Linked DNA regions of Homo sapiens: region 1 is linked to region 2. A link is an interaction called in ENCODE POLR2A ChIA-PET data of the cell type or tissue named here. Cell type or tissue: Caco-2. All regions are shown on one strand. Each heading gives the region's core, and the rest is flanking DNA. Links, peaks and the distances in the headings are about the cores only. Region 1 overlaps MARCHF4 (membrane associated ring-CH-type finger 4). Region 2 overlaps XRCC5 (X-ray repair cross complementing 5).

Region 1 (8,000 bases), core at 1-8,000, 140 kb after region 2:
GTGCTGTGAAAGCACATTTGATGTCTTGAAAAGTTCTTCAAGCATTACTGTTTTTAAAAAGCTGTGAAACAGACTGATACTACTTTAGTAAACACACAAAAAAATGCCATATGCATGTGACTGAGTGGATAAACTCCAAAATATTTAGTTATTTTGGGGTTGGCATTATGGATAATTTTTATTTTCTTCTTTTTGTTTACCTGAATTTTCTAAAATTTCCACACTGAAAATGTGTTATTCTTTATAAAAAGAAAAAAGAGTTTTTAATCACTCATTAGCTTAGAAGCCAGGACACGCTTCCAAGGTATATGGCCTTATATAAGCCACTGTGCCTCTCTCCAAGTCTTCGTGTTTCTCATTTTCCTTGACCTTCACATCTCTTTCGTGGTCTTTCCCTTCCCTTCTTTAAATTTGGTTAGCGACCTACTACTTCTAGAAATTCATACCCCACGAACTACAGCATTGCTTGGAGACTGTTTTTTAACACTTACATGTTGTATGCTGACATACAGGGTTTGCATCCTCTAACTGTTGAGTGGCAGGCACTCAAGGAGCAAAGGACACCAAAAGGAGGAAGACACTCCTAGAAGTTCAGACTCTAGTGGAAGAGACAGATATTTGATCAGAAATGGCACTGCAATGTGGAAAAACACACTCATAAAAGTATGAGCAAAGTGGTCTAAGATCACAGAGGTCAGCAGTGACTTCTTGAAGAGGTAAGACTGGAGTTGGATCCTGGAGGAGGGAACATGATGAGCCCACAGTTATTGGCTATGACCAGGCCCTGTGGTATAGACTTTATGTGCCTTATGTCATATAATTCTCCCAGCAATCATACCAAGCATCCTCTCCCCTTCCCAACTTTTTCTTAAGCAGTTTAGAACACTGTAGTGTAAGAGGGTAAGTAACTTGCCCAGGTGCTGTGTGGTCACTCCTTGCCTTGTCCTCTTCTGCTGTCTCTCCCAGAGCACTGACCCCGGCAATCTACACTACCTAGACACCATTGCCAACTGGTTCAGCCAAGTGGGAGTCTGGAGGATGGGAGTTAGGGAGAAACCACAGAAGTTTCTGCCGCCTTCCTCCCAGCTCCACGTAGCAACTGCAGGTAGTAGCTTCAACAGTGGCTGTTTGCCTCCTTGGTTCCAGCCCCCATAAACCTTGACAGCCCTTCCTCAGTGGTCGCAGTTCCCATCAACCCTGGATTCCCAGGTTCTAGTAACCTACCTCCTCCTTTTGTCCCTCCAGCTTAGGCACTGCCTTCCTACATTCCATCTCTGCTCCGCCTCAGCCTCTCCTGCGTGGACTTGCAGCTCCACTGCCACCTCTATAATTAGTTCCTGATGTTAAAATCCCCACATGAACCATCTAGCATGGCCTGTGTTCCTGAACAGATCCTGACCCATATAGTCACACAGCTAATCAGTGGCTGAACTAGGATACTCATGGCTCTTGAACTCCAAAGTCTTCAAAGATGGTAGCCCACAGTCATTGAATAGTTACTGAGTGTCAAGGTCTTCAAACGTATCATCTCATTTAATCCTCACCACAACCCTACCAAGTGAGTGCTCTTATTATCTCCCATTTACAAGAGAAAAAGCCAAAGCCAAGAAACTTTCCCAAAAGGCACAGCAAGCAAGTTGGAGAAAGAAGAGTGAGACCCAGGCTGTTTGAATCCAGGACCTGTGTTCCTACCTCTTGGCTGTCCCAGGTTGGACAGAAAGGAGCGGGGAGATGGGAGAGATTCCTAAGAGAGGTGAGAGTTAGAAAAAAGGCAAGGGGAGCCTTGGACCAGTCTTTGACCTCAGGATTGCAGTTCCTGATCTGTAGTTTGAGAGGACAGACCTAGTCACCAATCCCCCCTTTCCTGGCACCCAACAGCAGTCTTGTCATTCTAGGCATCTATGGGAGAAGACAGTAAATGAAATATGCCAAGAAATCCAAGGTGTAGTGTTCAATGGCCATGCCCTTCTCTGCACCTCCCTCTGCTCCTCATCTCCACCCTCCTACTTCCCATGGTCCTCTCTCCTCCATTGGGAAAAAGCCCATAATCCCCTTGGGAAATCCACCCATCCTTCAGGCTCCCACTGCCTTGGCATTTGCACATCACAGGGAGTGCAGGTTGCTCTGACTCTAATTAGCAGGTGCTGAGCAGTTTCCACATTTTTTAGTAAATATGTCAAAACACAAAATCCATTCATTCTTTCCTCTCCTCTACCCTTCCCCTCCTCTTGTAAAACACGCTTTTCTCTCTTGGCTGCTCAGTGGAGAAGTGTTTTTCTTCAGCAAGAGTGAAAGTGGCATTAACACAGGGAGTCTGGCAGTTTTACAATCCTTTTCAAATCCTCATCTGCCCTCCTGGTCATTCATCCATCTGTTCATTCGTTCATTCATGTGCCTTCTATGGGGCAGGCACTGACTTAGGGCTTTGGGTTTTATTGGGGCCTCTCAAGTATAAGGCTGGCATCAGCAAGGATCCCATAGAGACCCTCCAGGAGATCCCATTATCACCCAGGACCCAGCCAGGGCAATAAGGTACCATGGAGCCTCGGGGGACTTAAGCACTTAATTTCCACCATCTCTCTGGGCCTCCTGCTGGGGTGACTGGAAAACAACTCCTTAAATCAAGCAGCAGCTGGCTCCCTCCCTGCTGGGCTCTCCTCCCCAGCACCCACCCCCTTTCCCTCAAGTCCCTGGGTTGGAGAAGCTGAATTTCCAGCCGTTATCCGCCTCTCCCTTTCCCAAACCTCCCCTGCAGCCTTTCTTCCCAAGCCCTCGCCCCAAACAAAAGAAACAGGAAGTTGAGAGGGTGGGGCTGCTGTTCAGACCCATCCAATCCCTGGAGCTTTTCCACAAAGCCTGCTGCCAGATTCCTTTTACAGCCTGGGTGCTTGGAACCAGTCTTAGCTCTCCTGGCCAGAATGAGGGACCTCGGAGTGGGCTGGGAGGGAGTGGGGGTGGAATTCCCCATCTGAGTGTTGTTTGTTGTTGAATTTAGGGTGACACAAGAATATAAACCCCATAGTGATTTTGAAGGGCTGGCAGTTCGGTTTCACCAGGAATTCACACAGGCCTCCCTGGCTCTCCTCCTGCAGCCTTCTGAGGCTATCTTTAGAGAAGGGAGAGGAAGAGGCCTGGGGTGTTCCAGGCTTGAGTCAACAAACCCCATCCAAATCCAGTCAAGCCAGCAATTTCACCTAATTCCACCAGCACCTACTCTTCCTTTGGCCTTTGTCAGTAGCCCCCCAGGGCTGCCACCTGCAACAGTCTTAGCCTACCCTTGGTCCAGCCTCCCAGGGTTGACAGAGCATCTCCCATGCCCCTAGGACTTCATGGACAAAAAGGGAAAGGAAGTGGTCCCTACCCTTGAGGATGAGCTCCTGGCTGTAGGAGACAGAGCTGTCTATGAGCCAAGTATTTCAACAGAGAAAATACAGTGTTGGGGTAGGGACAAGGGAAGTATAGTATATAAAACAATATGTGGGGGCCACAGAATAGAGGCTGGCAGGGCCTTGGATGCTGCACTACCCCAGTCTACTCAGTGATATGAAAACTGAGGCCCAGAGAAGTGAGGCACCTTGTCCAAGGTCACACAGCCAGTCAGGGGCAGCACAAGACTCACACCGAAGCCCCCTGGCTTGGAAAGTTAAATGTCCAGGTTGTGAACTACGCCCAGTTGTCAGTCAGTCCCTCTTCCTCCTCCTCCCCTCACTCTCCTCGGATCCCCCAGCGTTTACCCTCTCTGAGTGGCTGGGCCCCAGGAAAGCAGTCACTGGAACTATTCGGAGGAGGCAGTGAGCAGTGCCAGCAGAATCATTTCCATTAGTTTATACCATTTTGCAGCTCCTCCAATCTGCCTGCTCCCTGCTGGTCCTTCCATGTCCTGACTGAGATGGCTGTTCTGTTTGTTTCCATTGTCTGAGAAATAAAATGGTTTTGATTACACCCACGGTCTCTCGTGAATGACTGTACTTTGGCTACCCACAAGGCAAAAGGCACCAGCTGCATCCCTCAACCATGGCTCCTAGAAGAGGCCTGCTTGCCTATTCCACAGGGGCTTGAGCCTGAGCCAAGGGAGCCGCCCAGACCCCACCCACATTCACTGCTGATGCAGACTGAGCCTGGGGAGAGGCAGAGCTGTGCAAAGGGTAGCATCTGGGAGGGCCCTCTTCTGTTAGCCTCAAAGGAAGGGGAGGGCAAGGCCAAGGAGAGGAAACTAATGGTTTTAAGGGCATAAGGCAAAACTCAGTCCACAAAGTCAAAGTCCTAGTAGGCTTAGTACCTACTGTGCACCAGATCCTGTTCTCAAAGCTGAGGACTGAAGCAGTGAATGGAGGACAGCAACACCGGTGCCTCCCGATGGGAATCTTACTCTAAATCTTTAACAACTGGACCTGCATAGACACCAATCCATCAGCCACCAAGTAGCACAGTCCCAGGGTCTCCCCTACTGGGCTGGGAATTAACCCTTTAGGTGCTGAATCCTAATTAGGTCTTGGGGGTCCCAGGGAGGGACTGGAGCAGCCAGGATGGTGGAATCCCAGATAGCAGCTGCTCACCAACCAGCACAGAAGGACTGCAATATTACGGCAATATTAAATATCAGCCATATGCCCAGAGGGTCAGATGAGAAGGTTGGAGATGACTGTGGCAAACTCATCATTAGGGGCAACCACTATTCAGCAGTGGCCCATAATTGCCTCATGGGAGGAAGCAGCCCATTGATTCTGGATCTTCCCATTTTTCAAGAGGAGTCCGATCTGAAGTGTGTATGTGTGTGTAGAACTTTTTATTTTAAAACATTTGTTTACATAGCCAGACTAGGCCAAAGAAAATGTATCTTTGCCCATATGCCCTCTGAGAGCCCCCAGTTTGAGCCCTCTGGCCTTAGGGTACCAGGAACTGTGCTGAACTTTAACTGCAGTTAATTCCTCACAACGACCCACCAGGTTCTTGTTATTCTCTCCACTTGAAAGAGGAGAAAACTGAAAATCAGTTTTCTATGGGGTGATGGGAGCCAACAGGAGAACTCATCTGGAACAAGAGAAGGCAGCTGGTTGAACCCAAATCTGCCTGTCTCCAAGGAGGAGAGAAGACCCTCTTGGGTGCAAAAATGTTTCTGTGCTCCAGTCGGCATGTGTCCTGTTGATGGTTGGGCTGGGGCTGAGGACAGGTCTGCAGAGGGACTGGCAAGGTTGCTAGGGGTGGCTGAGATGGGCCTAGGATGCCTGCAGGAATGGTGGGAAGGGGTGTGAACCTGCATGGAGAAGTGGGAATGGGGTAGGTATGTTAGAGAGATTCTGGAGTTCATTCTTGTGGGAGGAATGAGTGGACTTGGGTCTTAGTGAGGACTCAGAGACCCCCTAGGAGGGGCTGAGGTTTTGTTTTCTATGATCCTGCAGAAAGGCCCACATGCCACCTTCTCTGCCCTGGCCCAGGGAACTGATTGCCAAGTGTGGCCGCACGGTACACCCTCCCTTCCAGGATGCCTGCTGCTCCTGGGTTCCAGTCTAGTTCCTTCCCAGGCCCTGGGTGGGGCCACCAGCTGGTAGGTGGGCTCTTGTGATCACCTTCAGCAAGACTGTGCTGTAGTGACAAGCATGAGAGCAAGGTGGGGCTGTGGGGAGGGTGGGGCAGGCAGAAAGGACTGACTGAGGAAGAAGCATGGGGACAGGAGCATACATGTCTGTAGGAAGAATGGTGAACTGTCCCCCTGTCCCAAAGGACTGGGACTGGTGGAAAGTGAAGGCTTAAATGGCAGGCTGTGACCAAGTTGAGGGATTCTTAAAGGACAAGGACCAGAGTTGAGATATTTCATTCAGCAGGCAATAGAGAGCCATGGAAGATTTGCTAGTGGGGTATCTGTCTTAGTTTGGGCTGCTATAACAAAATATCATAGACTGAGTGGCTTAAATAACAGATATTTATTTCTCCCAGTTCTGGAGGCTGGAAAATCTGAGATCAGGGTGCCAGCATGATTGGGTTCTGGTGAGACCTGTCTTTCTAGCTTGCAGACAGCTTCCCTCTTGCTGTATTCTTACATGGCCGAGAGAGCTTTAGTCTCTTGCTTTTCTCATAAGGACACTAATCCCATCATGGAGAATCTACTCACATGACCTCATCTAAACTCAATTACCTCCTAAAGTCCCCACCCTTCCTAATACCATCACATCGGAGGTTAGGATTTCAGCATATGATCCGGGTGCTGGGGGCGGTGCACAAACATTTAGTCCATAATAGCGTCAGACACATTGTGAGGCTGGAAGCTAATATCTGAGCTCCTAACTTGTGCTAGTCCCTTTGTGTATCCTTTATCCAGCTTTATATGTGTATATATATATTTATCTCCATATTCCTCTGATTCTGAGAACAGCCCTGTGAGAAAAATATTAAATAGTTTCACTTTGCACATAGGGATATTGCAGCTCAGAAATGTCCAACAACATTCCTGAGGTCATATAGCTGCTGGTAAATGACAGATCAGGATTGTAACTGAAGTCGGGGGACTTTGTGAAACTAGAGGCCAGAAGAGTAGCTAGAAGTACTATCTGGATATGAATAGTAATATCTGTAACTGCAATTGAGGCAGGAGAATCACGAGAGGGAATGAATGCTGGAGATCTCAGAGTGGGACCTAGTGAGAATTGATCCAGTATGGATGGGGCCAGAGGAAGAAGCCACAGAGGATGGGGCAGGGGAGAGGGGACTGATGGGAACCCTGGCAAAACCATTAGCAATGTAGAGAATTTGGGAGAGAGCTCAGTTTTCAGAAGATAGTCTTACTATGATTTTGGAAATGTTGTGTTAGTTATAGAGGAATGGGAAGTGGCATTTTTACTTCCCAGCTTGGCAGTACAGAAAGACAAACTAAAACAGAAACTTCCCAACTTTTTAACTCATCCACAGCAAAACAAAAACAGAAACAAACAAACAAACAAACAAAAAAACATGTGACAATACTTGCTCTTCCTCTACATAATGTACTCTGACTTTTCCTATCCTATTCTACTGAATTTCATGGTGGGGGCGTGGGTGGAGAAGGAGAACGCCGGCTGCCTCTCGTAGAATTGATTTCATGACTCACAAATGGGGAAGGGCCCAAAGTTTGGCTAAGACTTCACCAGAAGCAGGGTGGAGTGGAGCAGCCAGTCCTCATGGTCACCACACACGGACTTTATGAAAGACAGAACCAAGAGAGGAATTGATATTGGCAAGAATGGGAAATTGAGAATACTTAATGTTCAGGGGAATCAAGGAGGGCAGGGCTTCTAAAAGGCCCCTTATTTTTACAATGAGGGCATCAGGGACCTTCCAAGGAACTGTTTCAGTCAGTGAGGGAGGTGGAAGCAAGATTGGAAAATAGGAGTAGGCATAAGGAGATGAAAGAGGGAGGGGTGTTAAAGGCTTGCCTGCATGCAGAGGGGAGGGAGCCAGCAAAGAGGAAGTGATTGAAGGTGTCCCACAGTGAGCTGTGTGGGTGCGAGCGGAGGTGGTAATGGATGGAGCCAAGTCCACGTGGAGATGGAAAATCCTGGAATGAGCTGGGACAAAGAGCACTCTGGGAAGGAGGCCGGGTGCTTCTTTCTCTCAGATAGGAAAGGGGAGAGTCTAGGTAAAAATAGATATTTACAGGAGTGAAGAGGCAGTGATGGCAAGCAGAAGGGGAAAGATGTTGGAATGTGAACGGCTGAACCCAATTTTCTCAGCAATGTAGAAGGCAAGGTCATCTGCTGAGAATGAGGATGGCAACTTCATGTGAATGAGAAAAGTTGGGAACAGCTGCTAGGAAACATCAACAAGTAAAGAAACAAAAGAAAGGCTGAATAGTGGGAGGTCCAGTGTAGATCCCTTGGTCTGTGAAACCTGTGGTTTGCTGGTTTGGAGGGCCTCTGCTTTCTCCCCACGAATACTGTAAAAGCACGGCCCCTTCTTCTCCCCAAGGTTACACATCGAGCAAGGGTTCAGGGGATGTTGTTGATTCCCTGCTAAAAGGCCAAAGAACA
Region 2 (14,760 bases), core at 1-8,000:
GCACTGAAATATTCATTTATATTGCCTTCAAATGTTCAATTTGGTCACTTCCCAAATAATCATTTAAGGAAACTTGACTATAATCACTGAGGTTAAAGAACAATCCTCACAGTCTATTTAAATTCTTTTGAGGTGTTTCCCATAAGTTATTTAAAGTTAGCAAGCTGTCAAATTCTTGCTATTAAATGTTGACATTTGAAAGGAAATAATTATCCAGGGATGTTCATTTTAAATGAAAATTATAACTTTACATTTGTATAACATCTTAAGAGCTATTACCCTCCAGTTTTTCTAGAAATATGTGGATTGTATGATTCTTTGAGAAATAGAAGGAAGTCAGCTCTGCTACAGAAATAGAAAGTTTTTGCATGGCGTGAGTTTAGACAGTCACTTTCTTTTAAGTTTCCTGGTACCTCTCATTTCATTTTGAAACCTAGGCATAAATCATTCTTTAATGTTCATTTTTATTATCATTATAACCTGTCAGTTCTTCCACTTTTTCTGTTTCTAGTTTATATGATTAGATATGCCATTAGCATTTGATGTTTGGTAGAATCTTTGTATAGCCTTTGTGTGCTCTTCATCTGTCAGTTCTCCTGGCTCTGTAGTGGGTGGAAGAGGTAAAGTGATGTGTCTGAGAGCTCACAGTAAGTCACCGGCCAGGAATCTAGTTCTAGCACTGCCCTAGTCCTTCATTCTCCTTTAGTATTGAGAAAGCAGTGAAGAAAGAGGATTTATCCCCATGGCATTGGGATCTTTTTTTTTTTTTTTTTTTTTTTTACCAGATTCCAAGAGGCTGAGCTATATCTAAATAATCATTTGATGTAAGCTCTGTGAAAAAAAAATCATTATTTTAGCACTTATTTTTCTTGTAACTGCCTAATTTATCCTTCTTTATTGTTGTTGACATTTATGGATTTTCCACCTTAGTATCACAGACATTCATAGATAGCAATTGGCCATTTTACCAATTGGTGTTGGCCATTTTACCAACACCCCTGTCTAGAGAGGTAAAGTTTTCTGTGCCTCACAGCAAGCTAGTGGCCAGCAGAATTGACTGGAATCCAGACCCCCAGATGCCCGCTGTAGTCGCCTTATCACCACACCATGGCACCAGCTCTTCACGCCTTCACCTTATAATGCCGCCAACCACATCTACCTAGAGAAAGGATGCTCATGCTCCCTTTTTCAAGAGTACATCTGGTTCTGTGTGTGAGAGTGCACAGGAATTCTCCAAAGCTTAGTGAAGGATTGAAGACAAAGGTTAAGAATCATTTCTTGAGAGCAGTTTTGTCAAACTGCTGGCCCCTGTTGGAACCTGTGACATTTTTCTTTGCTTTTTTCTGCTTTCATTTTCTGCCTTAATTCTCTGGTGTAGTTTGCTAGTACAAGAAAAGTAATAATGAAAATATCACAGTGTTACCCAATATTTATTTAAGGCTTGATACATTTAAGATATGATATTAAATTTTTTATTGAGGTAGAACATGTGTACAGTAAATGCACAGATCTTAACTGTGCAACTTGATGAATTCTTACACATTCATGTACCTGGGTGCTCACCACCCAGATCAAAATAATAGAACATTTCCATCACCACATAAGCCTCCCTGGTACCTTCCTAGTCAGAAGCCCCCATCCCTTGAGGTAACCACTATTCTGACTTCTGTCACTTGAGAGTCATCTGGCCTGTTTTTGACCTTCATATAATTGGAATCATGCCTTTTTTTCATCAATTATGTGATTATAGCTATGTAGTAATCCCTTTTATGATTTTACCACAATTTATTCATCCATTCTCCTAATGATGGACATTTGCTTGTTTGTCCTTTGGCAGTTATGAATAAAGATGCTGTGGATATTCTTGTACATACCACTTGGTGGACATATGTTAAGTGTATTCCTAGGAATTAGAACATGAAACTTACAATACCATAATGAATTTTTTCATACTTTAGTTTATCTGAGACTCAACAACCCCTAAGATAGGTATGGTAAGTAGTAGTATTCACATTTTGTTTTTGAGCGAAATTAGTTATGAAAAGGTCAGGTGGCTTGCGTAAGGTTCCTGAGAAACTGACAGGGTTATAGTTGTGTTCTCCACACTAGGCTGCAGGATTTCCCTCTTGCACCATGTTAGTGTTTATAGCATCCATTAAGCTACAAGTGGCATTAATGAAACCCAAATATATGTCATTTTAGGCAAAGTACATGCAAACTGACTTTTATTCTTTTTGATGCTTTTTTACACATCTAGATTGTCAGTAATCCTTTGGAATCACCTGATGGTGTTGGAAACAACCCAGTGGAAGTCATGTGTTTTTACTTTGGGGGTCAGTAAGGGTCTGAGCACAAGATGATAGTCTTTTAGTCTTATGGTGGTATAGGACTGGCAGTTTCTATATAGAGGTTATTGATTTCATTACTCTGCTTGTGGCCAGGATTATATTTCAGTGTACTTGAAAAGTAGTAGGTTATCCATTTCATAAAGTTCTCCAGGTAAGGAGGCACTTTTATGGTAACCCCAGGTAAGTGATGGTGGTTTGAGGAAGAAGGAATATGTCACTCACACACATGCCCTTTCTATCTGTTCTCTACTTTCTCAGCATATTGCAGAGGGAAAGAACACATGAGAAAAGATGAGAATTGACTCCTACCCCTTTCTGCAGAAGAGATTCGGAGAATCTCTTGCTTTTATTGAGAAAGCAGGCCAGTCATTGAGTTCTCTGCTCTATCTTGCTTCCCTGTCACTGCATGGGCTAGAATTACTTGCAGTTACAAACATTAATGATGAGGAGTGATATGTGGAAGAGATCAGCCTTGCCTGGGGCATTGGGAAGGATAATGGATGGCAGCCCAGCTTTTAAACATAATTTGCTTACACAGAAATGTGAAGCAGATCTGTCAGGAAAATCAGTTGCAGACGATACTTAGCACTTAATGAAAATGTAGGATTTTTGTTGCTGCTCATTTCTTCCTAGGAATTTGGCCTAGTCTCAGAGATGTGCCATTTGTGCTTAAGTATATATACCATGGTCATACTGTGCCAACAATAAGTCCTTATCTAAGGGGTCATACAAGATGTAGTGGACTACAGAACCATTAAGCCTATGGAGTTTTTCAGATGTTTGGAAGATACCAGTCATTTGTGGCCCTACAGAGATTTATGGCAGGATGCAGCTCTACTGTTTATTCTCTTGCCCCAACTGGATAAGTCTTATCCTGTAGCCATATAGTCCTGATATCACGAAAATCATGCAGGGGTTAATGACAATGAGTAGGAGAGGAGAGGTACAACATAAAAAGTATGATAATAACCCGGAAAACCCCAAATAAAAACCCATTTGAGAATCTAGGATAGAGTAGTTTATTTAACCTTTACAGATAAATCATATGCTAGTAAATGTATAGATTTTTTATTCATTTATCTGTATTTGGCTGTCAGATATCTTTATTCATAATCACCCAGAATAAACAGAATGAATGAAACAGAAGCTTCATCACAATTCTGTTACAGACTGTCTGCCTCCATTGCTGGGATTTCCTCTCTCTTATACCATTGATTCTCAGTCTTGCACATGGCCCAGTTTAGGGTCAACAAAGAGCTATGGAAAGATCCATAAATGTCCTTAAAAGAAGATAAATTCCTTATTCGCTCAGTCATAAAAGAAGTTAATGAATAGTGAGGTGGTCTTAACTGAGGGAAAAAAAGTCCAAGAGAGTGGTTGAGTCAACAAACAATTATGTCCATGGTGCTGACAAAGGCACTGCACCTTAAGGCAGACACAGCCTCCACTGTTATCACTTTGTTACCTGTGTGTGTTTTTGTATATGAGGACTAGAAGAACAGGCAGAGCTTTCTTGCTTCCTGAAACTTGCCACATGCAGCCTCATATTTCATGGTTGACTTTGGTTTGACTTTTTAAAGAGACATATTTTAGTTTATTTATAGGTCTTAGGTTTCAGAGGTCATGATTGTGTCCATTGTACCATAAAAGTAACAGGAATGTAGAGAATGGCAGCTCTTACCATTTTTTCATGTTGAGAGTGAGGAAAGTATAATTATACTTTTTCCTCTTGGGTGGAAGCAACTACAGGAGAGCATAAGTGGGCTGGAAGGCTCTCTCACCGCGTGCCTGCTCCATGCACTCTCAGCCTGAAGAATGCCAGAATGCCTCTAGGGGCCAGTCAGTTGTGGTACCATAACTGATTCTCTATTTACTGTTTCTGGCCCCCAAAGGAAAAGTAGAAGTGCCCCACTTTCCACTGCCCTCTCTAAAACACTCACTCCTACAGGCAGGCATGCTACCAGAAAATCACCTTCTCGTGTTAGGATAGATAGGCATTGCTAGATAGATATGCATTGCTAGAACCCAGCTCTTAGAGGCAGCTGCCACATGCCTTGAAGGAAAAGGCTCCCCACTGCTATCCCTTGGAGGGACAGGATGGAAAAAGAGTGTTCAGATAATTTTCAAGGGCACTCACCTCACTACCCTTTTAAAATCTGAGTGTCATTCCTAGATCCTCACAGACTTCACTTCCTGGACTTTGCTGTATTACTATGTATCTGCCTTTCAGAAGCTCCAGATCTAGAACAGTGATGCTGAATGGTTTTCTCATCCATTTCTCATCTGCCTGTTTTCAAACAATTTCTAACACAAATTGAAAGATTTCCATAAAAGGAATCAAACAACCTTCCAAGCTCACTCATTTTTGCATTTCACGTTTCTTATGAGAAGTCCCCCTTTTACTGCTTTTGTCCACAGTGGAATTTAAGAGTAGATTATTCTAAGCTTTTTTTTTTTTTTTTTCCTGATTCTTCATCATTCAACTTGAGATTATTCTAATCTTGATTTGATTCTCATGCTCCTTTCAAAAGAGCATACTAGTTTGGGGTGGTTGGTTATTTTCTTAACCTTAGCAAGCCAGCTTATTTCCTATGGAAGCAGAACTGGAAACAGCAGATGTCCACCATGCTTATACAGGACACTACACACTGTCTCGACAAGCCATGTTCTTTCCTCCCTCTTCGTGAGCACTTTCTCTGGTGATGAGTTAGTATGGACTACTTGAACCTCAAAACTGGGCCTCTCACCCAAAGCCAAATGAAGTAGCGTATGCCAGGATGATGTTTCTTTTGGGCCGTTGGCAGTGAGACTGCTAAGCAGGCTGCCTTAGGTTTTGCTGTGGCAATGCTAGCAGATTGTTCCCTCTTTCAAAGGGGCAAAAATATCATTTTGGTATGATAACTGACTTTCTATTTACAGTTTCTGGCCCCCAAAGACAAACCAAGTGGAGACACAGCAGCTGTATTTGAAGAAGGTGGTGATGTGGACGATTTAGTAAGTACTTTTAATATGCACCTGGTGTTCTATGATTGAAGTCACCTGAGCTGTAAATACAGCCACAAAGGCTGATTATCTTACACTTGTTGCTTATTTGTGTTTTAATTTCCAATACACCAGAAGCTTCCTACACCATTATATATTGCCATTATAAATTCAATCAGATAGGTAATTTCATAATAGAAATTCCTGTGTTTCATGGTGTCGGCTATATTGTTCATTCAGATTAATCCTCTCCCTTGAAGGGCTGAAAAAGAGCTAGGGAGGCTATTCCATTAGTAGCAAAATGTTGTAATTCACTGAAATTGCTGTTAACCAAAAATAAGTAATACAACATGCAGTTTGTGTGGGTTGACAAATGAAACAGCCCTTAAAAGGGCTACTTCTTAAATGTTCTCAATTAACTTAATGTAAACAAAATAGACCGATAGGCATTTGAGGATTTCTGGACCCCATTACACCATGTTGTTGATGTCTGGGAAGCTGTGTAGTAAATGTCTTTTGTATCTATCCTTAATGTTTGGAAACTTCCCGCCTTTAAGCTTCATATGACAACTGACCAACAAACACTACGTACTATGATGTCAATCTTTTTTAGAGACATTCTCATTACTAAAATGAGTGGATACTTGAATGTTTAACTCCTAAAATAATGAGCGGTGAATAAATGAGCAAGTACATGCATGCCTTCCAATGTAGAGTCATTTTCATTAAACCCTCTCTCACCAGAGAAGCAGTGGTATGAAATTGGCCTGATTCCTTTCTAAGTGTGTTGTTCTTGTTCACAGTTGGACATGATATAGGTCGTGGATGTATGGGGAATCTAAGAGAGCTGCCATCGCTGTGATGCTGGGAGTTCTAACAAAACAAGTTGGATGCGGCCATTCAAGGGGAGCCAAAATCTCAAGAAATTCCCAGCAGGTTACCTGGAGGCGGATCATCTAATTCTCTGTGGAATGAATACACACATATATATTACAAGGGATAATTTAGACCCCATACAAGTTTATAAAGAGTCATTGTTATTTTCTGGTTGGTGTATTATTTTTTCTGTGGTCTTACTGATCTTTGTATATTACATACATGCTTTGAAGTTTCTGGAAAGTAGATCTTTTCTTGACCTAGTATATCAGTGACAGTTGCAGCCCTTGTGATGTGATTAGTGTCTCATGTGGAACCATGGCATGGTTATTGATGAGTTTCTTAACCCTTTCCAGAGTCCTCCTTTGCCTGATCCTCCAACAGCTGTCACAACTTGTGTTGAGCAAGCAGTAGCATTTGCTTCCTCCCAACAAGCAGCTGGGTTAGGAAAACCATGGGTAAGGACGGACTCACTTCTCTTTTTAGTTGAGGCCTTCTAGTTACCACATTACTCTGCCTCTGTATATAGGTGGTTTTCTTTAAGTGGGGTGGGAAGGGGAGCACAATTTCCCTTCATACTCCTTTTAAGCAGTGAGTTATGGTGGTGGTCTCATGAAGAAAAGACCTTTTGGCCCAATCTCTGCCATATCAGTGAACCTTTAGAAACTCAAAAACTGAGAAATTTACTACAGTAGTTAGAATTATATCACTTCACTGTTCTCTACTTGCAAGCCTCAAAGAGAGAAAGTTTCGTTATATTAAAACACTTAGGTAACTTTTCGGTCTTTCCCATTTCTACCTAAGTCAGCTTTCATCTTTGTGGATGGTGTCTCCTTTACTAAATAAGAAAATAACAAAGCCCTTATTCTCTTTTTTTCTTGTCCTCATTCTTGCCTTGAGTTCCAGTTCCTCTTTGGTGTACAGACTTCTTGGTACCCAGTCACCTCTGTCTTCAGCACCCTCATAAGTCGTCACTAATACACAGTTTTGTACATGTAACATTAAAGGCATAAATGACTCATCTCTCTGTGAATTGCTGCTAATTATTGTCTGCAAAAGACTTCTTCAGTGCTCTGCTGAGAATTGAACACCCTTATCCATTGATTGAAAATGGATCTGCAAGATAGAACATCATTCATTTAGCTGAGGAGAGAAAGGAGTGCTTTACTTTGGGCTTCTAGGACATCCTCTCAATACTATACACACTTGCATCAAACTTGACATACAGGTGCTCATTTAAAGTAACCCCAACAGAGGATGACATATAGTTTCTGGTTAGATAGTTAAAGCCCAGGGGTTGTTTGTGACTTGGACAAAACTGAGACATTCTTAGAACCACAGAGAGTGGAAACTTTGATCTCTGAAATCTTCATTATTCTCATCAGATCCTCCCAGCAATATGAATCAGCTCAGTAAGTATGGCTCCATCAGCAGCCCCTGTCTTTGGCAGTTTGGGGAATTTCTTTTGGGAAACGTCAGTCTTTTTGTCATGCCAGGAAAAGTTTAAATCAAGTTAGTCCTTTAGATCTTCTGATACTTTTTGACTTAGTTTGAATGCAGCAGGATTATTTGTGCTTCTCTAACCCTGTTTTACCTAAATCTCAATACCTCAAGGAAGAAATTAGTTTCACAGGCTAAGGAGAGGAAGAACTAAATGAGTCATGTAATTTCCAAATCCATTTCATACAGGTGAAGTATATGTGCTATGTAGACTTCATCAGAGCGTACTGTTTTGAGTAGGGACAGCGTGTTTTGCATGAACACATCACAGTCCCATTTCCGTGAAATGAGATTGGCAGATCTACAGAACTCCCAGGTGTTCTGCTGAGTGTAGCCCTGGAGGACAGCAAGTGCTGTATTGTCGTCAATCCACCATGGGCTGCTTCTCAGAAGCCCAGTAATCCCACAAATGATAGGCTTGTCTGTGATTGCAAGTCACTGACTATGGACCCGGTCACCTTTTTCTTCTATGTCACTGAAATTTATTGACTTGAAGAGGAGTCATCCTCTTTGTGACCCCCCCACCCAAGTCACAACTCAAATGACCATACGCATTTCCAAATGCCCCCTTGAAGGTATGTGCTGCCCCTCATTAAGTACCACTATTTTAAATGTTGGGTTTTAATCCTTTGCCAGTTAATTTACATATAAGATTTAGAATCTTGGAAAACTATTTGAAAAATCGTGTTGGGATTAGGCAGCATTTTTTTTTCCCGCCAAGTCCAGGATGGCTTTGAAAATAAATGGACACAGATCTCTCCTGTTTTGATGATGTGCAGTGCTAATGACTGGCTTTGCAGTTAATTTTGATTCAGGCAACAGATGTTCCTTTTGGTTCCCTGTCTCCCATGGGCGTCATTTCATGTTGTCCTCTGCCTTCCCCCAGATATTCTAAGTTCAGGACACAAGCTTGTGGCCCATGCAGAGCAGAGGCCATGAGGGGTCACAGCATGGGTACGGGAGGAAACACTGGGCTAACCCAGATACTGGACTTGAGTCTTGCCTCTGCTGCTTGCTGCACAGCTTCTGTCATGGTGCTAAACCTGTGACCTGCCTCACAGGCTTAGAGCATGCCCGTAGAAGTACTCTAAACTAAAATGCTTTCCACAAATGAGATGGTTTCATGAAAACTTCAAATAGAGGGCCTGGGCAGAACATAACCTTTTTTTTTTTTTGAGACAGAGTTTCACTCTGTCACCGAGGCTGGAGTACAGTGGCTCAATCTTGGCTCACCGCAACTTCCACTGACCAGGTTCAAGTGATTCTCCTGCCTCAGCCTCCCGAATACCTAGGATTACAGGCATGCACCGCTACCCCTGGCTTATTTTTGTGTTTTTAGTAGAGACGGGGTTTCTCCATGTTGGCCAGGCTGGACTCGAACTCCTGGCCTTAAATGATCTCCCCACCTCGGCCTCCCCAAGTGCTTGGATTACAGGCATGAGCCACTGCGCCCAGCCACAAAACAACTTTTAAATAGGTCTGCTGCTGTTTTTTTATTTTAACCTTATTTCTTCTAAGACCTTGAGTATTCCAGTGCTGTTTTCTTTGTAATGATCTATTGTTATTGGACTTAGGTTTTCTCATCTAGTTATACATAAAAATTAAAGTCTCCATGTGATCAAAGGTAAGGGTAGGACCCAGGGTAGGTTTTCTTACTTTTTAACAGGGTGACCATGCATTCCAGCTATGGAGGATGGATTGTTGTCTTAGCATAATTAATAGTGCTCTTTTTTGTTCTCAGAATTGTCCTGGTATGGATTATAGATATATGGTCACCCTAGGTTTTGATTATATTAAGTTAGTATCACAACCAGGGCCCAAGGAATGACCATATCCTGCCTTGCCACTCACCCCTCTCCTATTAACTCCCTCCTGGAGCTAAATGCACAAGGAGCAGACAGCAAAATGGAAATCAACATACTGCTTTGTATTAGCTTATTTCAGAGATCTTTGGAACAGCTAGGTTGTGGCTCATGGCTTAGGTTTGTCCTCTGCCTCCTACATCCAGATCTTACCACCATCTGGCTTCCAAGCCTGAGACAGGGAAGAACGTCTCATTGGGCCTGCTTGGAAAGAGTAGGCCCTTGGGCGCAGTGGCTTACGCCTGTAATCCCAGCACTTTGGGAGGCAGAGGCAGGCGGATCACTAGAGGTCAGGAGTTCAGAACAGCCTGGCCAACATGGCGAAACCCCATCTCTACTAAAAATACAAAAAATTAGCCGGGTGTGGTGGTGGGCGCCTGTAATACCCGCTACTCAGGAACCTGAGGCAGGAGAATCACTTGACCCTGGGAGGCAGAGGTTGCGGTGAGCCGATATCACACCACTGCACTCCAGCCTGGGCGAGAGAGCAAGACTCCATCTCAAAAAAAAAAAAAAGTAGGCCCTGGTACTTGTGCCTGGTTGACAGCATGGAGCAGGAAGTGGAAATGCATATGATGTTTAAACAACCTTTTAGGGGTTTTAATGACCCCTAATAAATATAGCTCAGTCTCCAGCCATTTTTCTAAGTCCTCCCTATAGCAGGCAGGGGAATATTAGGAGGGTGATGGGGAAATGGGACTTCCCCCATCCCACACTTTTACCCCATATAGGTCAGTTCCCCTGATCAGAAGTAGAATTGCTAATCCCTGCTTAGATAGTTGGCTTTCTGCAGTCATTTTGGAAAGGAAAGAAATGCTCCTTTAAACATAACCCAGGACTAGACTTCCTTTCAAGAGGCATAATGGCATAATGCTTCAAATAGCCACCTGGATGTTAGATACTATTAGGTTTATTAAGTCCAGGTGTCAATAGCATTTAACAGTTATGTGGCCTTCACAAGTCCCTTAACCTTTGTAAGCAACAAAATAAATCACTTGCATTTTATCTGTGGGCAGGGTGGCCCAGGAGAGGACAGAAACTTCTCAGCCAAAGGGAACTCACAGGAGCTGCTTGAATATGCGAACGGGTACTGCTTGGAGTGTTGAGAAAGCAGCTCCAGACCCAAGCCCTATCCACATCCTCCCATTTTACATTGCCCAGGGCCACCCACCTTTGCACTGCAGCTTGTGTGGGTAAGGACCCTGGCAGACCTGGAACGGGAGTCTTAGCATGGGTAAGTCTCTGAATTTCTCTACGCCCCTCCCTGTTACCTTTTCAGTATGCTGGGAATTATAACAGCTTACAGGGTTATTGTTAAGATTAATGAGCACATACTGCTAACAGCATATATTAATGGCTTGGTAAAATAGGATGAAAACTAAAATTTATTTTGCAGCAGAATTCCCCTTAGGAACAGATCTAGTTTGTTGGATAAATACGTTGATGAACTACTTCAGGGATTGCAGTGGCACTGAGATAGGAGAGGAAAGCAGAAGGAAGATGGCACCCTGGGGAAACTTGGTGGTAGGGGAGGTGTTCTGGCTGGTTACTGGCTTTGGTGTTGATAAAGATTATCTTTAAATAAGGGGAGAGTTTTAGAGATGGAGGTGGGTAAAGACAACAGCGATGGACAGCTGCAGGGGAGGGCAGCTTTAGGGGCTTGGGGAAGCACAAGTGTCCATAGGCATCCTAGTCTTAAGTTATCCTGTGGGGTTGAGTGAATTTTCATCTCCCCACTGAGTATTCAGTGCAACATCCATTTCACTAATGTGCTTGGAGTTGGTATTTTTAGGGGATGCATGTAAGTGCTGTGAATGTGACCTGTTTCAAGGAGGGCAAGGGTGAAAACAGGCTGTCCAGAGAGAGTCTGGTCATCTCTGGATTATCTTCATGCCTTGCTGTTTAAACCTGAAATCAATCAAATGTAGGCGATAGCAAACTCTGCTCCTCCTTAGGTTGAACTTCCATGCCTCCACTGTGGCCAAAATCAAGCCTTATATAATTCCCCATTCAGAAATAAGAACAAAAATGAACTCTGTTCTTGAAAATAACTGCAGATAACAGCTTGGCCAGGAAAGCACAAAAGGTAGCATGTGTGAGACATTTGTCATTGCTCAGAATTTTAAAATTGCATTCCAAGCTGTTGGATTTGAGTTTAAGTGAGGCCAAACTGGGGCGAGATCAAACACACCATCAAAGAATTACACACATATCCTTGTGGCCACATCGCTTTTGTTGTTTGTTTCAAGGATGCTGTGTGTGTTACTAGGGTTAAGACTCTTCTCCTTGGCTGAGGGATCTCCTCTGGAGATTTTGAAAACAGGAAACAGATTTCTCTCTCCCTTCTCTGGTAGTCTTCCTATTCGTGTTAGAAACAGTCTTGCTCAGAGGCAGAGGGTGAATCCCTGGCAGATCTTGACAATCTTATGTAATATGTGCATGACTTTTCTCTATCTCTGCCATAGTAAGAATACTAGGCTGAAAAATAGGTTCCCTTTCTTAGCAGTTTGTGTTGACAGAAGTTGGCAGATGGTAGGGGTAAAAGGGAGTCTTAGAGCATTTCTGAAGCCAGATGGTATAATACCCCAGCCCCACCTGGGAATGTCTGATAGGAGCTGGGGGAAAAAAAAAAAAGCAGAATCTCTCCTGAGTCCTTCCTGTCATTTCTGCAGCTTTAGCAACACCAAGAACTATCTTTGTCAACACTGAATTCCTGTGGCTTGTGTCCTAGAGGAGATGAATAGAATAGAATGTGCTCACCTCAAGATTAGAGTCTACCTTGTACCAGAAAAAGCTGAGGAATGAGACCCATGCAAAGTAATATAGAAACATAACAATCCACTCCTGATGTTCTTCTGTGGAAAGAGGGGAGAAATAATCCCAAAGCATTGTATCAAGTGGGCAGAAGTGAGATGGGCAGAGTCTCTTCCTGCCACTGCCTGAGGGAGAGATCTCCACTTGCAGAGCATCCGAAGTTGATGAACAGCATGGCACTTTGAAGAGCCTTCACTTACTGTGGAAACTCAGAGAAATTGCTTTACCCTCACAGACTTCAGTTTTACCATATGTATGGTAATTGGTATGTTTGAGATTTAAAATCAGTTCATTTAAGTAACACTCCCAATGGAGTAAGTCATGTTAACTTTTTAAAATCACAAATCTGTAAGTTTGGAAAAGGAGAGAGGAAACTATTACTTCTTAAGAGTTATAGCCTGTCAGGTTATCTTGCAAGCTGGGAAGCACAGCCTCCTCTAGCAGAAGCCCAGAGACAGGCACTTCAAAGGAGGAGGGGTTGGCTTGGAGCTTTATGCTGAAAAAGTTATCTAAATATGCATATTCAGTAGGTTACAGGAAGAGCTGTGAATGTTCATAAAGGTGGTCCTGATGAATGCATATTAAACAAGTATGTTACATATGACCCATGTTCATCTCACAGAGAAGACTCGACATTTAAATATTACAATCAGGCCCAGTACATCAAAAGGTTTTTCAGGACAGGAAGGCACTCAAGTACGCAATCTCTGTAAACCCACTAGAACCAGTCCATGGTCGGTGGGCTTCTTAACAGGAGAAAGTTACTGAAATCACTCTCTTGTCCAGTCAAAGCTATAGTTATGGCTGGTAGAGTTCAGTTAGTCAGCATCTGGTAGGGCTGCAAGTGTTTTATTAGTGTTTATGGTGAGGCCACTGCTTGTTTAGCTGCTAGAGAGAAAGAGAATCCTTGTTGCAGTTAGAACCTAGTTTATTCTTTAAGCGTAGGGGTGCATAACTTAACCCTTGCCTGGCATGGTAATTTGTTATGTTGCTGCCACAAAGAATCTGTTCTGTCAATCTTAGGATCTCTATTTTAACTTTAATGCGGGTCAATTGTCTGTAAACCAGAAAAGGGAGGGGAGTATAACAAGTCGTGTCTAACCTGCTGTCCTGTCATGGCTGGGAACTCCGTTTTTAAGAATTTTCTGGGGTCCCCTTGGCCAAGAGGGGGTCCATTCAATCTGTAGGGGAGGAGTCTTAGGATTTTATTTTTAGTTTACATTCTCCCCTTTTAGCCAAGATGTGCCAGAGGCAACACTGATGACCAAACATTTATTTTGTCTCATGTCACTGCCAGGGTGGTGTCGTTACCTGCCCCAGGCTCATTTTGTTCTTTGGTGGGATCCCTGTGGCCAAGGGACTTGGAACCAAAAGACTTAAAACTAATTAAACATTGGAGGCCAGATGAAGATGGAGGTTCACAGGCACGCATTAACCCTTAAAAACCTTTTGAGCAACATAACCAAAAAGCAGTGTTACAAAAGTGACTTGTCTATGAGTTCTGTGTGTTGAGCCATGAGCTGTTTGGTAATCTGTATGCCCATCTTTAATTTGGAGGGTCTGAACTAATTTTATCTGTTGAAACTGGCCCTTACAATCTCATGTGCCCACCCCTTCTGTGATAGTCCATGGGCCTACTGGGAGGGTGCTTGATACTGTATTGCTTTAGCAGTAGTGCCTTGGCAATGGAAAGCAGATTGGCCTAGGGGGATTGAATAGTTTTCAAATTCTAGAGATACTAGGTAGAGAGAAAGGTAATCTTCAATGTTTTACCCAATTTCTGTAAGCTGTAAATAGTTTAAAAGAAAAAAGGTTTTATTGACTCTGAAAAGCAAAACATGAAGAATTAGCAATGTTTATTTGATTTTGAGGACATTTGTCAAAGATGTTCAAAGGCTCAAAGCTTTTAATCAAAATGGAATTACAGGTCATTGTAATAGTTATTCATTAAACCAAGAGTAATAATCAAAAGACTTTAAATGCAATATGGAAAGTCACATGGATGTAAAAACCTTAACCCTTTTAAAGCTTAGTTTTCCTAAGTAATAAAAAATCTAATAAAGAAAACATGGGAATTATCTTGATAAAATGTAAAATCTTTGGTTCTTAGGCCAGTTACCAAAAAGGCAAAGAAAAACCTACAGTGTGGTTGCTTCTCCTATGAGAAGCCCATTTAGATAACTTGGAAATCAAACTGTAAAAAGTTTACTTGAATTAATCAGACACAAGAAGAGTGTGTCTGGGGTCATGAATGAACTTTATGTTATGGAGGAAACAGGAAACTAGAAAACTGTACCTTGAGCCGGGGAATACATGACTCTTAATAACAGCATGGGAAGTTTTCTGGTTATATGGAACAATTCGGATATCAGGAAAAG

The links. ChIA-PET counts read pairs that join two places held together with the same protein. Peaks named below come from ENCODE experiments on the same cell type or tissue, not always from the same donor. Only the 100,000 strongest peaks of a DNase experiment are listed, where the experiment ranks them.
Region 1: POLR2A ChIA-PET joins it to region 2 with 5 read pairs; 2 of 35 experiments call an interaction of 5 or more read pairs at or near these places.

Annotation. Positions count from the first base shown.
Region 1 is chr2:216,337,328-216,345,327 of GRCh38, forward strand. All of the region lies in intron 1 of MARCHF4 (membrane associated ring-CH-type finger 4), which reads right to left. Among named protein-coding and RNA genes, the nearest start is that of MARCHF4, 31 kb to the right of the region's middle. RefSeq lists an enhancer at 3,274-3,986. In Caco-2, for the core only: no CTCF peak of the experiment used is centred there; no DNase peak of the experiment used is centred there; H3K27me3 peaks cover 199 bases.
Region 2 is chr2:216,199,055-216,213,814 of GRCh38, forward strand. XRCC5 (X-ray repair cross complementing 5) reads left to right here. Exons shown (of 21, transcript NM_021141.4): 20 at 5,268-5,342; 21 at 6,134-7,239. The coding sequence ends at 6,148. Among named protein-coding and RNA genes, the nearest start is that of LINC01963, 10 kb to the right of the region's middle. In Caco-2, for the core only: no CTCF peak of the experiment used is centred there; a DNase peak (open chromatin) is centred at 3,777.